Regions from separate parts of the Homo sapiens genome. Here region 1 is linked to region 2. A link is a contact called in ENCODE Hi-C data. All regions are on one chromosome and are shown on one strand. The core of a region is the stretch at or near the end of the contact, and the rest is flanking DNA. Distances in the headings are between cores, read along the strand shown. Region 1 holds the start of GALNTL6 (polypeptide N-acetylgalactosaminyltransferase like 6). Region 2 holds the start of LINC02174 (long intergenic non-protein coding RNA 2174).

Region 1 (6,833 bases), core at 867-3,366, 170 kb after region 2:
ATACCCATTTTAGCTAGACACATTGTCATCTGTTGGTAATTTACATGAGGAATTGTGAAAGAATACCAGACTGAAGGGAAAAGAGAAATTATGCTCTGAATCAAAAATAAATAAATAAATTATACAGAAAAGGAGAAAAAGCTAAAGTTATGGTCTGGAACTATGCTATAAAACAGAAGTAAACATAGTAATTTTCTCCTTTCAGTTTCTACCATGTATTCTGCGTGTACTTGATTGGGGAAGTAATAGTAATTAACGATTTTCTCTGAATGGGTGCTGTATGCAAGACCATTTGCTAGTTTAACAACAGTGAAGCATGTTTCAACTCAACACCCTGGATTCAACAAATAGAATGCTAGTATGTCTATTCCTGATCCAAGACTATTTTTTAAGGTATTAAAAAACAGGTATTGTTTAAAATGTGAGAGATTTTACTTTTTTAATTCCAAGTGCACTTTTGAGTTATTTTACTTTGAAAATTAATAACTGTATCAGTACTTAAAAATATATCCAATATAATTAAATGATTCTCCAAATTTATTTCCTTGAGCACCTGACAATATTCCCAGGAAACCTCTCCCTGCTATGTTGCTTCCCAGAATTCACATTTCTGTGTTTCAAAACTGCACTTCCTTAGAGAGAAAAAGGTTAGAAAATAACGCAGACTACAAAAGGCATAGTGTATGTGTGGGGGTGGGGGTGAGGAATTAAGTCCCTTGCACTCTAGATTAAGTTGCATTTATATAAAATCTAAAGGTAATTGGTCTTTATATAAAGGACACATTCAACAACATTTATTAAATATATTTTTAGACTATTTTAAAATTCAAGTGATTCACAAAAACAAATATTACAGCATAGCGCTTTATTCATGCCATCATACAGTCGATCTGTATTCTTCAAGTACATTTTGAATTTATAATGAGAACAGTTTAAGGCATAACTCTTCCCACTCAAATCTAGGTCTTTCTCAAGTGAGACACTAGAGAGAGTAGAAAGGGAGGAAGAGATAGGGCGAGAAGAAAAGGAGGGAGGGACAGAGATGAGGACGAGAAAGAAGAAAAAAGGGAAAGAGAAAATACCGTCTGAAGTCCACAGGCTTATCTATCCCAAGCATGTCTACCCCACGCATGTGGGCATCATATCCAGGTTGTAACAAAGAGGTGACCATGGCGTTTATTTTTGGCTCCAGACAGGCGGATTCAGCCTGCATTGCATGCATGCATGTCTGTCACCTCATCTAAGTCCCCATTCCTTCCGGAGTTGTGAGCTCCAGATCCAAGAGTGCCCAGTGCACGGTGCTGGGCACGCTGTCCCTTGGCGAGGCTGCCACAGGTTCCTGAGTGTGCGGTCAGGGGCGTTGGTGCATTGATACGTTAGGCGGAGGGAGGAGTACCATCTGCCAGAGTCTTATCTCGAGTCCCACGTTTTCTGGCCATCGCGGAGGAGTGTGCGAGGACAGGTAGCCCTCGCAGTGACAAGGCGCGCGGAGTGCGGTCGTGCAAGGCGGGGGAGGAGCGGGGTGGCCCTGCCGAATCTTAACCGGGGCCCCGGGTGTTTGCAGACCCAAATAAAGCCGCCTTGGGTCTCCACGGTGTCCTCCAGAAGCTGCTGCCTGAGAACTCTGAGCCTCAGCTCTGTCTTGCTTCGGGATCCTCTTCCTCCTCCTTCCCCACCCCCTACCTGGCCTGAACGGCGGAACGCGCGGCTCGGGGGATCCCCTCTCCCTGGGACCGGCCCTGTCCCGGGTCGCCTCCACCTCCCGCAGCCGCCGCGCCCCGGCTCGCCGCGCTCCCGCCGGCACCATGGAGGAATTCCTGGGACAACCGCCTGCAGCCGGCGACTTTTCCCCAGGAATCTCTGGCCTGGCGCCCTTTGGGTGAGATGACGGGGTGCTGGCATCCCTGTCGGTCCCAGATTACCCGGAAAAGCCCTGGCAGGTAAAGAGAGGACCCGCGCAGGCTGGGAGCTCCCACTCCTCCTCCAGCGTCACGCTCGCCCTCCGCCGCTGCCTCGCGTCCGGGTCTGTTTATATAGCGTCTGGAGGCCGGGAGGCATTGCCCACCCCCGCCAGGCGGCCCGCCCTCCCCTCCTGGGCTCCGGGCTGCCGCACGTGGCAGACACCAGCGACGTCTCCGCGGAAGGCAGGCGCCGGGGAGTGGGGCGCGGGCGACCGTGTGCAGCCGCGGCGCATCTCCGCCTTCCGCTCCTCCTCGCAGCGCCCTCGTCCGCTTCCAAGCCCAGCACAGACTTCGGTTTCTCCGCCTCCATCCCCTTTACGAGAAGAGGAGATCAAAAAATATTGCCCTTTAGGTGCTCGTGATGGTCCTGTGGGTTCGTTCAGTTGCCAGAAAAGAATGGTAACATGAACAGCGGAGCGTGAGAGCGTCACCGGGGGAAGGGACGAGATTGATGGGCAGAGCGCTCACTTCTCAGAGGATCGCATTCCGAGGACCGCGCGAGGAAGGGACGTCGCGGCGCCACCACTTCCTGGCTGGACTCCGCTGACATCTGTAGCCTCCTTTCCACCAGGTTCCCGGGGCTCCCAGCCGCTGCCTGCAGAGGAGCGTGTAGACAGCGCGCGAGGGTCCGGCACTTCGTGGACCTCCATCCGAACCGGAGTTCTGCCCGGATCCCGAGTCCCTGGATCCCGGTGGAGCCCGCCGGCAAGCTGGCTCCGGAGGGAGTTGAACTTGAGTTCAGGTGGGTTATCCCAAGGGGAGCACAGGAAAAGATGTTCAGGGAAGACGAAGAAGGTGACGCTGTTCCAATGTCAAAAGCGGACACTTTTCTTCCTGACACTTGAAGGGGTTGAGCCAGTTCCTCTCAGTTCTGTCTCCTAACCCGCTCCACCCCGACCCAGCCCTCCCACACTAAGGAGGTGGGGGGCGAACAACAACAACAGCAACAAAAACTCCCAGTTACCTAAGTATCTAGCAGGCTGTTGACTTTTTTATAACTTACCTTTAGTCAATGAAACGACCATATTTACTCTATTGCTTTATATTAATGGAGGTCAATGGGCTTAATGATTTCTTTAGTCAAGTCATTTATTTCTAAGCCAATAGATAATGCCTTCGTCATAGTTTTCTGGGGGGAAAGTAACTGTGCGTTTGTTCTGCAGATGGCCAACTCCCTCTGAATCCTGCAGATTGGTGCTGAGCACGCAACAAAAGTTTGTAGCTTCTCAGTTTCTGGTGCTTCGCAGGGGAGAGGAAAGGAATTTGACATTAAACACAAGAAGCAGTCAGGGAGCCATCTCCTTTAACTTTTCTTCTCTGTTACCATTTGCAATGAAGAGGAAACAGAAGAGATTTCTGCAGATGACTTTGTTGTTCACGGTGGCTTTAATTTTCCTGCCTAACGTTGGTCTCTGGTCTCTGTACAAGGATAAGCACCTGGTGAAGTCAGCGGAGCCCGGGGAGCAGCAGGTAAGTGCCACCCAGAGAAAGATCACACAAGGATTGGTAAGGCAGTGATCCTCGCGCGGGGACTCGAGAAAGCCGGTGTGGGATCGCCTTGGGTTTTCCCCCAAGTCTTGACAGAGCTGATTATTACAAGACTCTAGAGACTTTGGGGTTTAAGCAAGTAGATGTTTTAAGATTGCAGCCAGTAACATCGTGACATGTACAACTAGTAAAGAAGGATAAGACAGGTCAAGAAGAAGAGAAGATAATCTTTCACCATTGGTCTTAGGTTGATTTTGACTTGAGGTGGATGAAAGGTAACTGTTCAGCTATGGAGGTGGGAGTGGGTTTGGTGCAAGTTTAATGACAAGGATAGGTTTTTGCTTTCCATTTGGCATGCATGTCTATGTTCAGGTGAATTGGGCCAACTAAATCATTAAGATTGTGAAGTGGTTCTTTAAAAATCAAGCTATGGTTTTCAGTATTTTGGTTGTAAATTTTGCTTAGCAACAGCTTTTTACCCTGTCGAAACTTAAAGTCTCTCTTTCGTCTCCCCTGTTGCTAAGGTGCTGCCATGGGGCACACAGGCAGAGTTATTAAGGACGTTCATTCCGTTTCACAGTCGCTTGATAACAGTATGTTGCTAACAGCTTGCTGTCATATTGGAAACACCCATACTAAAGATATGTAGTATAATATGTTTTCTTTCTACTTAATATGTAACTCATTAGTATGTATATACCTCATGACTTAACATGGACCAAAATAACTGTGTTCCCTGGTGAACAATAATGCAAAATAGACTTCCCAAAATGTTGATGAAAATCAATGTTGTCGAATTCCTTGTTTGTTAATAAATAAAATAGCTTCCGTAATTAAACGTTTAACAACAGAATGCAGTCTTCTTCATGATATTGATAAACCACTTTTTCAGTTAGTCCTGTGCATCACCTTGGAATATTAATATTCTTAATTTCAAGGGTCATCACCCATGAACACTCTGTACCTTCCACACATAGAAAATGTTGAAGTAGTCCATTCCTGGAAAACAGCAATATATAGTAATGGCCATTAAATATTTGCTCTTATACTTAATGAAGTTTAATTTTCTTTTTGCACAGTGGTTAGTTGTGCAATATAAAGAGGTAATCTGCTTTTTCATTATGACAAGAAATCATTACCAGTCTCTAAACTTTAAAGAGAATGAGTTGTCCATGGATTTTTAGTGGATTGTTATTTCGAGGAAAAATGTTGACATATTTTCATTTAGTTGTTAATATTTATTATCCTTTCTAATAGGAATTCAACTTTGGTTTGAAGTATATTCTGTTTTGTCATTCCAGTGAAAAAAAGAAGATGGACACTTTGGATGTGAAACTTTTTTTGTTCTTATTTACATCATTCAACCCTTGATGTAAAACAGGATTTTAATAACTTTAGTAGTCAATATGCTATTATGTAAAATCTCCACTCCATGCTGGTAAAACAGGAAAGGCAAAATTATTTTTTCTTGAAATTTGCTAATTCAATTAACAATAACCATCTGAAGTATTTGCTGGTATAGCTAACATAAAGCGCTAATTAATTTTATTAATGAGATTCTTACAACTTTCACATTGACTCTATAATTTTGACCCTTAATGAGAAAATTGTTTGTCTAATAGCAGAAAAAAAAAACTGTGACAGTTTAACTCTCTGATCTGTCATTATAATAATTGACTGTTTCCTTATTTCTGGTTCTTCTGTAGTGCAAATGATACTTAATTTCAGGTAATAAAGTAATGGGTATAAAAGACATGGGGTGGCAAGAGAATTTTCGTATACTGTAGAATAAATAACTGAAATTGATTGATATTGTATGACATTCCAGTTTAATAACTCTATGTAGAGGCTTTGAAACCAAGTGGGGAAGAAAATAAGCCCCAAAATGAATGTCAGTCATCTACTTTAATATTACCTAAATAATGGTTTTAAAACTAATACTTTTTATAGATTAAAAAATAAAATTTAAAAGGTAAAAATTAATTGATTACTTAATGAAAAATATAATTCACTGTAAAATAGAAACAGTTCATTTTCATTGGTTTTATTCTATTATTTATTATAATTAGAAGGAAAATTAGGATATGTTGTCCTCAATAAGCAAGTTTTGGGTAAGTAAGAGTTAAGTCATTAATATTGATATTGGAACAAATAAAAAGCAACTTTTAAAACATGCTTAATATTGTGATGTAATATTTGGCTAATGTATGTGTATATTGCAATGTTAGCAAGGTGGCTAAACACATAGGTTTTAAATTGAAACATAATTTGGCTACTGGGTAATATGTTATTTCTATTTAGCAATTAATTTTTAAAGGACATTTTCATGGTTAATTGCTAAATGTTCCCCAGAACACATTTACTACTATACTTCTCCCCAAGTTGCAAAATATTGAGGATGAAGATAATGTGCAGATCAAAGCACTGACAGCAATAAGTACTGAGGCTAGTCAAACAAGTCACATGCCCAAATGAGTGAACTATTTTTACAGTACTTATGTGTAAAACAGCCAAGGGTTCTAGTTCTGAGTATCATGTGGTAGTGGTCATAAGAGCTGAAAAACTTGCACTGTTTTAAATAGTTTAATTATTAGAAAAGGTTACAGGGAAATAATTTAATTTATGGAAATTCAAAATTATGGAATGGCTAATTCTTTTAAAATATACGTTATTTATATTTTAGCAGATGATATCACTAATAATTTTTCTATCTAGTATTGAGTACAAATTGTACTAATTCTGCAATCTGAAGTAAATAAAATAAAGGGAAGTGAAACAGGAAACACTGATGGGAACCATGTGGATTAATTTTCACAATGTTTAGTATTTAACACTTTTTTTCTCTAATCTACTGTCTGATTACACATTAATTGTTTGTATTTTCTAGACCTTCATTTAAAAATAATATTTAAGATAATTTTCTAATATTTTAAAATCTTCTGCATTTATGTTGCAGAAAATGAAACAAGGACGTAAAAATTACCAAGTTATTTATTTCAAAGTTTTTCTTTTTCCTTTACTCTCAGAAAACCAAAGAGGATCGATATAACAGTTTTAATAACATGATACAATTAAAAGTTTTTTATGGTTTGGGATCTGCAAAATTGAAATCAAGTCACTGAAATAAATATGAAGTTTTTGAGATTTTAAGATTTTATAAAAATTATATTTTTAAATTTTTATTTAGATGTTACATTATTATAATTGTGATGTGTTATTTTCAATTGACTTAATTTTGTCTTTTTTTGTTATTGGGATGATATAAGTATCTCCTTTATGTCATTTAGAAATATATATGTATATTAAAAGAATCTACTGATAATATATTTAGCTGAGAATGATTGCTATATAGTCATTGTAAAGTAATTCTTAGCTTCATTTTTC
Region 2 (7,291 bases), core at 1,228-3,727:
AGAAAAATGGTAATTTGTTCTTTACAAGAATGGGAAATTAGGCAAGCATTGACATAAGTCAGTTGATAACATTCTGCTCTGTTGCTTAAACAAAGGAGTTCCAGTGTTGAAAGAGCAGAATGGTAAGAAACATAAGGAAAAACTGGAGATAGTAAAATCTGAGACCTCTAAGAAAATGATAAATTATTCTAAAAATATGTGTTTGTGTAGATTTCATATCTGCATTTAAATGTATTGAACATTTTAGATGTTTATTCTTGAAATTGAAGCTTAAAGATTCTGTGCCATGGTGGTAACAATTTTCCAGGTTTTTCTATAATATTTCTTGTTGTTGCTTTACTAATTTGAAGAAATTCTTTAAAACGGTGACTTGAAACTTCTGTTGCTTCACTCACATGAAGCAAAGACTTTGCGGCAGTCTATCATCTTTTGACTTGCTTATAATGGATATTAATATCCTAAAATTTCTTACATTCATGCAGCCTATCCTGTCATTTTTTTCCTTTATGACAGGTTTCCTGTCTTGCTTAAAAATGACTCATAAATGTTGAGGCTGCTGCTCATATTTTTGTTTCTATATTTAACACATTAATCTCTTTGGAAATCATTCCATATAGTTGATAAGGCAAGCTTTATTTTTCTAAGTGGAAAGCCTATTAAGCAAACATTATTAATTTAAAAAACAATCTTAACCACTGCATTGAAATATCCCTTTAATATATGTTATATTCCCCATATTCTTAGATATGCTCTGAGATCATGTAAATTATCTTTTTAATTTTTTATTTATCCTATAACATAATTTTAATTATAGCAGATTAATATCTTTTTATTATATTGAATCACAAGCTCTTGATCCTAGAATTCTATTATAAAGTTATATTGAAGTATCTCACCTTTATTCTGCCATAAAAACTTACAAAACATTTTAATGCTTTCCAATATGGAATTCTGATTGATTTTGAATTAAATAAAGATTTACAATAAATTTTGCAATGTGGAAAAACAAAAAGTTAAGTTTTAAAATTCTGGAACATTATAAGCCTCTCCATTATTTAACTTAAAACATTATTTTTCATTATTATTTTTTATTTTTGAGACGGAGTCTCAGTCTGTTACCCAGGCTGGAGTGCAGTGGCACCATCTCAGCTCACTACAACCTCCGCCTCTCAGTTTCAAGCAATTCTCCTGCTTCAGCCTCCCTTGAGTAGCTGAGATTACAGGCACCCGCCACCACTCTCCAGCTAATTTTTGTGTTTTTAGTACAGATGGGCTTCCACCATATTGGCCCCAAACTCTTGACCTCAGATGATCCACCCACCTCGATCTCCCAAAGTGCTGGGATTGCAGGCGTGAGCCACCACTCCCGGCAAAACATTTTTAACATAACTCTTTAAAAAGAATGAATTTAGGTATCCAAAAATTAGCTAGGCATGCCAATTTGTGTGAGAAACACATCAGATGTTAATTGTTTGGGATATTTAACATTTGAATAGGAATTAATTGTACTAAATTTTGTGTATCAATTGAAATGTCAGACTTTCATGATGAATGATTAAAACTAAAGGCACAAGTGAAAAGTCAGATTCCAATTCAAATGTGAACATGAATAGAATTCTGCAGGTTTTTATTATATATTTAATACCTAATTGATTAGTTCTCATTTTCTTTGACAGTGAGATTGAATGAATTAAATTATGGTCAATGTTATCAATGAATGCATTCATCTTAACCTTTTTTTAGTCAATTACCACTATAAGCACTATTCTTTTCTCTTTTTTTTCTATATCCAAATTTGAATTAAAAGTGTACAGAGTCAAATGTACTTAGTGTTAAATGGTAGAAAGATAACAAGTATGAAAAAGTATAAATCATAAAAGTAGCAATTATTATAGAATCCAGCACTCTAGTATGTGACATTTAAGCATCTCTCTCAAGACTTCATCATGAACAATTTATAGCCTTAACTACAAATGAAATGTCATAAATAATTGGTCATGTACCTTTGACATTTCATCTCAGATTTGGTGAATCAATTTGTAATCTGGAACATTTGAAGCCAATATCTGGGGTCTGAAATCTCAAGGGTAGTTATTTTTAATTATTTTATGGAATGTATATATTTTGCTCATTTCTTTAAACATAATAAAACAAATCCTTGACTAAAGAAAAAGAACAAAAGTTGTAATAAAGAAAGCTGCCAAACATCCTAAAGGAACTATTAACAATATTAATAATTATAGAGGTCATTTAATTTTTTCTATTAAGTGAATTAAACTTAATATGTCATTTTGTACTTCCGAGGCTTAGGGGGAAAAGCTTTGCATATTCCTGAAGAATTTTCATTACCTATAGAATATTAATTTCCACTTACGGTTCAGTTCCAAGTTACAGTGAGATAGTGCTGTCTCTTCCAAACTTTGGTATCCATTAACTCTCTTTTGTGACTGTCCTTAAATAGGCCAAGTAAACTTAGCTGAAGAAGGAAGCAAAGATATTAACAACGCACCAAAGCATCTTGCTGAGTCAAAGTCCAAGGGGATAAGAAGTCTCAAGTTAGGACTCTGGAAAAATTGGAATCAAGGAACGGATCACTATCAGAATTCCCTTTCCAACTTCCTGCTTTCTATCTCTCCGTTTAACTCACTGTACTTTCATGTAGCCAATCATATTTATTTATTTCCAATACTTGAATCAGAATATGATAGTCAAGAGTGTACATGTTTACATTTCATTACTTAAAAATAGATAACAAGTTGAGTTGAAATTTTAGTAGGATCCAAACTAAGGAACCTTCCTAATCAGACTGAGAAGGATTCTGATTGGCTCAGCTGAAGAATGCTGGCACTTCAACCAATTCATAAGGAAGGAGGCAGCTGTGGGGACATATTTCCCAAAACAATAGTGGAGGTGATTCTCTGAAAATGAGATGGAGGACAAATGAAGCTAGGAACAAAAAATAAGAAAGAGTGGGCAATATATTTTCTTTTCTTTTTCATTCCTTTCCTATTCTAGGAATATACTGTCCTATGATTTAAGATTGTCAATTTTACAAATCCAAGGAGGAACCATTATTAGAGAGGATATATGAAAAGAAAACAAACTAAAACCTCTTTGATATGCCTAAATAATTTTCTGGTAAATTGAGCTGCTTTTCTCTCAAGTTTAAGAAACAGCGTTTAGAGTTACAGAGGGTGGCTGGAAATCAATAGCTCAGAGACCTTGATAAATGAAATCAGGAAAATGAAAACCTCAAAAGGGTCAAAAGTGAACATTCTTGACCTTAAGTGGAAAATACGTCTGTATTTTCTAACCACATCAAATCTGTTCACCTACATATTACTATTTTACCACGTCGTTTATGACCACAAAGCATGCATCCTGGATCTTGCTCCATAATTCATCACTGTCTTGCTAGCTCTTTGATACTTCCTGGTAAGTTTAAATATATATTCAGTCTAGTTTTTCAGTTTTACTCAATGAGAGAGAGTAAGAGGGAGTTTGCAAGAGAACAAGAAAGTGAAAGAGAGAGAGAGAGAGACTGTGTGTGTGCACGCAAAACCACCTTTGCAAAATTATGACAGTAAGAGAAATCTGACATGTTTGGCTCCATCTTATTTCTGACCTCCAAGCTGTTCTCGGTCATTCCTGGGTTTGGCCATGCTAGCTTTGGGAGGAATTTAGTTCATAGTTTAACTTGAAAGCAAGGATGATAATAGTCCCTCCCTAAAATGAACTCCCTCTTTGCTCAGGAAACAAAAACTGCCCTTGTAAGATTAATGAAAGGCCATAAGAATAGGATTATGCGACAGGCCTGAATTCTGCTAAAATGTAGCAATAGTTTCTATAATCCTCTGCTTCTCAGGAGTTATCTAGCTAGAGGTCACAAGACTTGTGACTTTCTCAATTGTTCCTACTGATAACATCACTATTGTAGAATCTAAGATTTCTTTTTTGTTGTTGTTTTTTGAGATATTTTTCAGACTGACCCTGCCTGAACCCATGACTCATGACCCAACTGGTCCTGTGGTCCTACCCAGAAGTGGATTCAGTGCAGAGGGCCACTTCCCACAACCCTATGATTTCATCCCCAACCAATCAACAACACCCATTCCTAGCCCCCTACCCACCAAATTGTTCATAAAATCCCTAAGCTCTGAGCCTGTGCAGAGGCAGATTTCAGTAATAACTCCTTCTCCCACATGGCCAGCTTCCTGTCAGTCAAACTCTTTCTCTACTGCAATGCCATGGTGTCAGTTAATTGATTTTGCCTGTGCAGCAAACAACCTATCAGGTGACTACAAGAGCAGAATCGCCTACTCTACCATCATCAAATGCTACTTGTCAATTGGTTTTAGTGCTCACGGTGATTCATACCATAATTCACCTAGTAATTATAAAATGATTCATATAACATTTAGTATTTGAAACTTTAAAGAACCTAGTAAGACACCAACTATATGTTTCTATCAATGTGGCTGAAAGAAAAGAGCAAGCTGTATTGTGGGAGAAGTGTGCCCCTTCACTGTTCACACAGCTTGGGGACACTGTTTTTAAAATATCTAGAGTTGGTATGGCTGAAATACCGTTTATAGTCTCTCTTCCTATCTTTCACACATGCTACCTCTATCCTTTTACACCACTTTCTTCCTTTCTCTTTTTCACTTCCTTGCTTATTTTTGAAGAAATCATTAGGTCAATCTCCAGTTTCACCTAAATGACAGTATCAGTCATCTTGAGCAGGCCAGAAAATAATATTGTCATCTTCCATGTGTCCTACCAAATGTAATGCCTTTAGCATCTGCTTTGAGGTTTGACAGAAAAATAAAATAAAAATAAAGTAAAATAAAAACACACACACAGAAGATTCCCTCTTCCAAACTCTCTGAACTACAATGAAAGCTTGTCTCAGTCCAAATTCTGCCATACTCATAAACATATAAGAGGCACAAAATATGGGGCCCAGGTTCTGGAGCCAGCTGGTTTGTGTGCAAAACCTGACTCAGTCAATTATTATATGTGTGACCTTTGGAAATTCACTAAGGTTCCCTGGGTCTTAGTTTCTTCAACTATGATTATCATGCCTACCTTGAGTTATGGTGAAGGCAAATGAGTTGATATATGTAAAGCCTTTAGCACAATGCCTGGAAGACAGTGAGCACTCAATAAATGCTGATCATTTCTATAAGAGGTACTATAGGTTGAAGGCTAAGGACCCAGGCTCTGGAGTCAGCTGTCAGGCCCCGAAGCCTAGTCTGCCTCTCAAGTAGCTGCATAGCCTTAGGCAAATTATTTAGTAGGTCAAACTGTTTTCAGATCCCAAATTATTGTTTTTTGTAATCCTTAGGGGTCAACAAGAACTGCAAGAGACTTTTCCACTATGTACATAAAGACAGAACTGGCCCACCAAGGAGAACAAATATTCCTGTTCCCCTTCCTGTTATCTCATTATCCTTTACAGGAACCACAGATGAACAGACCGTTTTTCAAGATAGTGAGTGTCTCCAATTATTTAAAATCCAAAGAACATTATTTACAATCAATTTAGGTTCTAGATCCTATCTTTCTCCCTAGTAATCATTTATTGCCCCTCAATGGAATTCTTCGTAGTCCTTCTCCCACAACTTGTTTTACAACGATCCAAGTGCCCATTCTTTCTGTAACCTCAAGATGATACATAAGCTCCTGTACCTCATTGGGAAGTTGCGTCTTCATTCTGATGGCTCCTGTGTAAACATGTTAATTTGTATGCCTTTTCTTCGGTTTTTTAAAAAAGTTCAAATAATATCCAAAAAGTTAGCCATCACAGTTATACATTTAATAAATCCTTCCTTGTCTTTATTCCACCTTTAAACTTCCTAAATTACCTTGGTTTTCTTCTCCGAAAGTTTTAATTACTTTCCTTTATAGTTAAGGTTTTCAAATTTTGTGGTTACATACTTTGGTGGTGTAAGGTACATGGATGTGCTTTGGTCAAGCAATAGGCGGAGGCAGATATCCAGGCCTTCATGACTTATCGAGTTTGGCACGCAGGTGCACACCTCCACTTGTTATATAACCTCTATGAGTTTATAATTGGCTCTGAGCCACTGTTGTTTGTAAAAGGTGTAATTGCCCTGCTAACGCTGTACAGGGGCTCTTGGGGCTCAGCTGGGCTCAGCATGGCTTGACATGTTGGGCTCGCTGGTGCCCAGAGAGAGAGAACCAGAGCTGTCCATCTTGCAGACGGACATAGGGGAGCCACAGCATGGCTCACGCTGGTGCCCAGAGAGAAAAGAGTTAAGCTGCTGACCCAGAAGGCAAGGGAGAGCTGGCCATGCAGCTGTAGGTGTGGGGGTGGCAGGAGCCACAGAGCCAGAGCAAACAGCTGAGACAAAGGTGGACAATGTGAAAAGAGCTAATGAGAAAGCTGATAATGAAAGCTGCTGCTAAATAAAAACCATATTCACCTGCCTACAGCCCTCCGCGTGTTCTTTCTGACCATCCACCCACTCCCCTCAAACTTCAGCATAGGCTGGACCTGGACCCCGGGATCTAACAGGTGGGTTTATTTGTCATTCATTAACAGGTCACTAACTGGGCTCTTCCAGTGAGGGGATTCCTATACTGAAACTCAAAAAATTTCTTCCTTTTGGTGGTAGGAAGAGTGGATAATTTCCAGAATTTTATTATGTAAACCAAGAATAAAATTCTAAGTGCCTCGACCAACTGAATGGACCTCCCTCTTGGGCAAGAGGACCCAAAGAAACCTGAAAAACTAGTTCAGGCCATGACAGAAATGGAGGCCAGGCATATCTCATTACACCCTCCTCTCTTAGGAGTTCAGGCACATCTGACCAGCACTAACATTGAAATAGAGCTCTTCAGACTGACAAAACAGATTCTTTGTAGCAATAAGCTAGCAAATTTCAACCTGACTCTAGTAGAGCATCACATGACAGCAGGCCCTGAAGGAAATCAAAGTATTTACACCAAAATATATTTCTTTGACCTATTTTGGAATGACTCTGCACAGCTGTCTCTTGTGGGGGAACTTTGCATTCTGTTGAGAATCTCCTTCACTTACTAGCTCACTTCTGGAAAGGCTGGCACCCTTTAAATATCTGAATAGGAAACATTTGCTCTAAATAGAAAACTTTGCTCCCCTGAGCTCTGAACCTTTGGGGAGGCAGATTTGAGTGATAGCTCCATCTCCCACATGGCCAGCTTCCTGTCAATTAAACTCTTTCTCTACCACAATGCCATGGTCTCAGTTAACTGATTTTGCCTGTGCAGTGGGCACAAAGAACCT

Evidence for each region. A loop is a pair of places that touch in the nucleus more often than their neighbours do. Pooled maps may share reads with other maps.
Region 1: a pooled map shows a loop between it and region 2 (2.5-fold over the local background). The contact joins the promoter of GALNTL6 here to the promoter of LINC02174 in region 2. A Hi-C loop is called at or near these places in 6 of 37 single-sample maps with no recorded cell type and 3 of 50 pooled maps.

The regions. Positions count from the first base shown.
Region 1 is chr4:171,811,288-171,818,120 of GRCh38, forward strand. GALNTL6 (polypeptide N-acetylgalactosaminyltransferase like 6) reads left to right here and starts at 2,117. Exons shown (of 13, transcript NM_001034845.3): 1 at 2,117-2,703; 2 at 3,125-3,431. The coding sequence starts at 3,294. LOC441052 (a long non-coding RNA gene) reads right to left here and starts at 2,320. Exons shown (of 1, transcript NR_134656.1): 1 at 851-2,320. RefSeq lists a silencer at 2,038-2,087 and an enhancer at 2,328-2,477.
Region 2 is chr4:171,636,286-171,643,576 of GRCh38, forward strand. It overlaps LINC02174 (long intergenic non-protein coding RNA 2174), which reads right to left and starts at 2,478. Exons shown (of 5, transcript NR_147157.1): 1 at 2,375-2,478.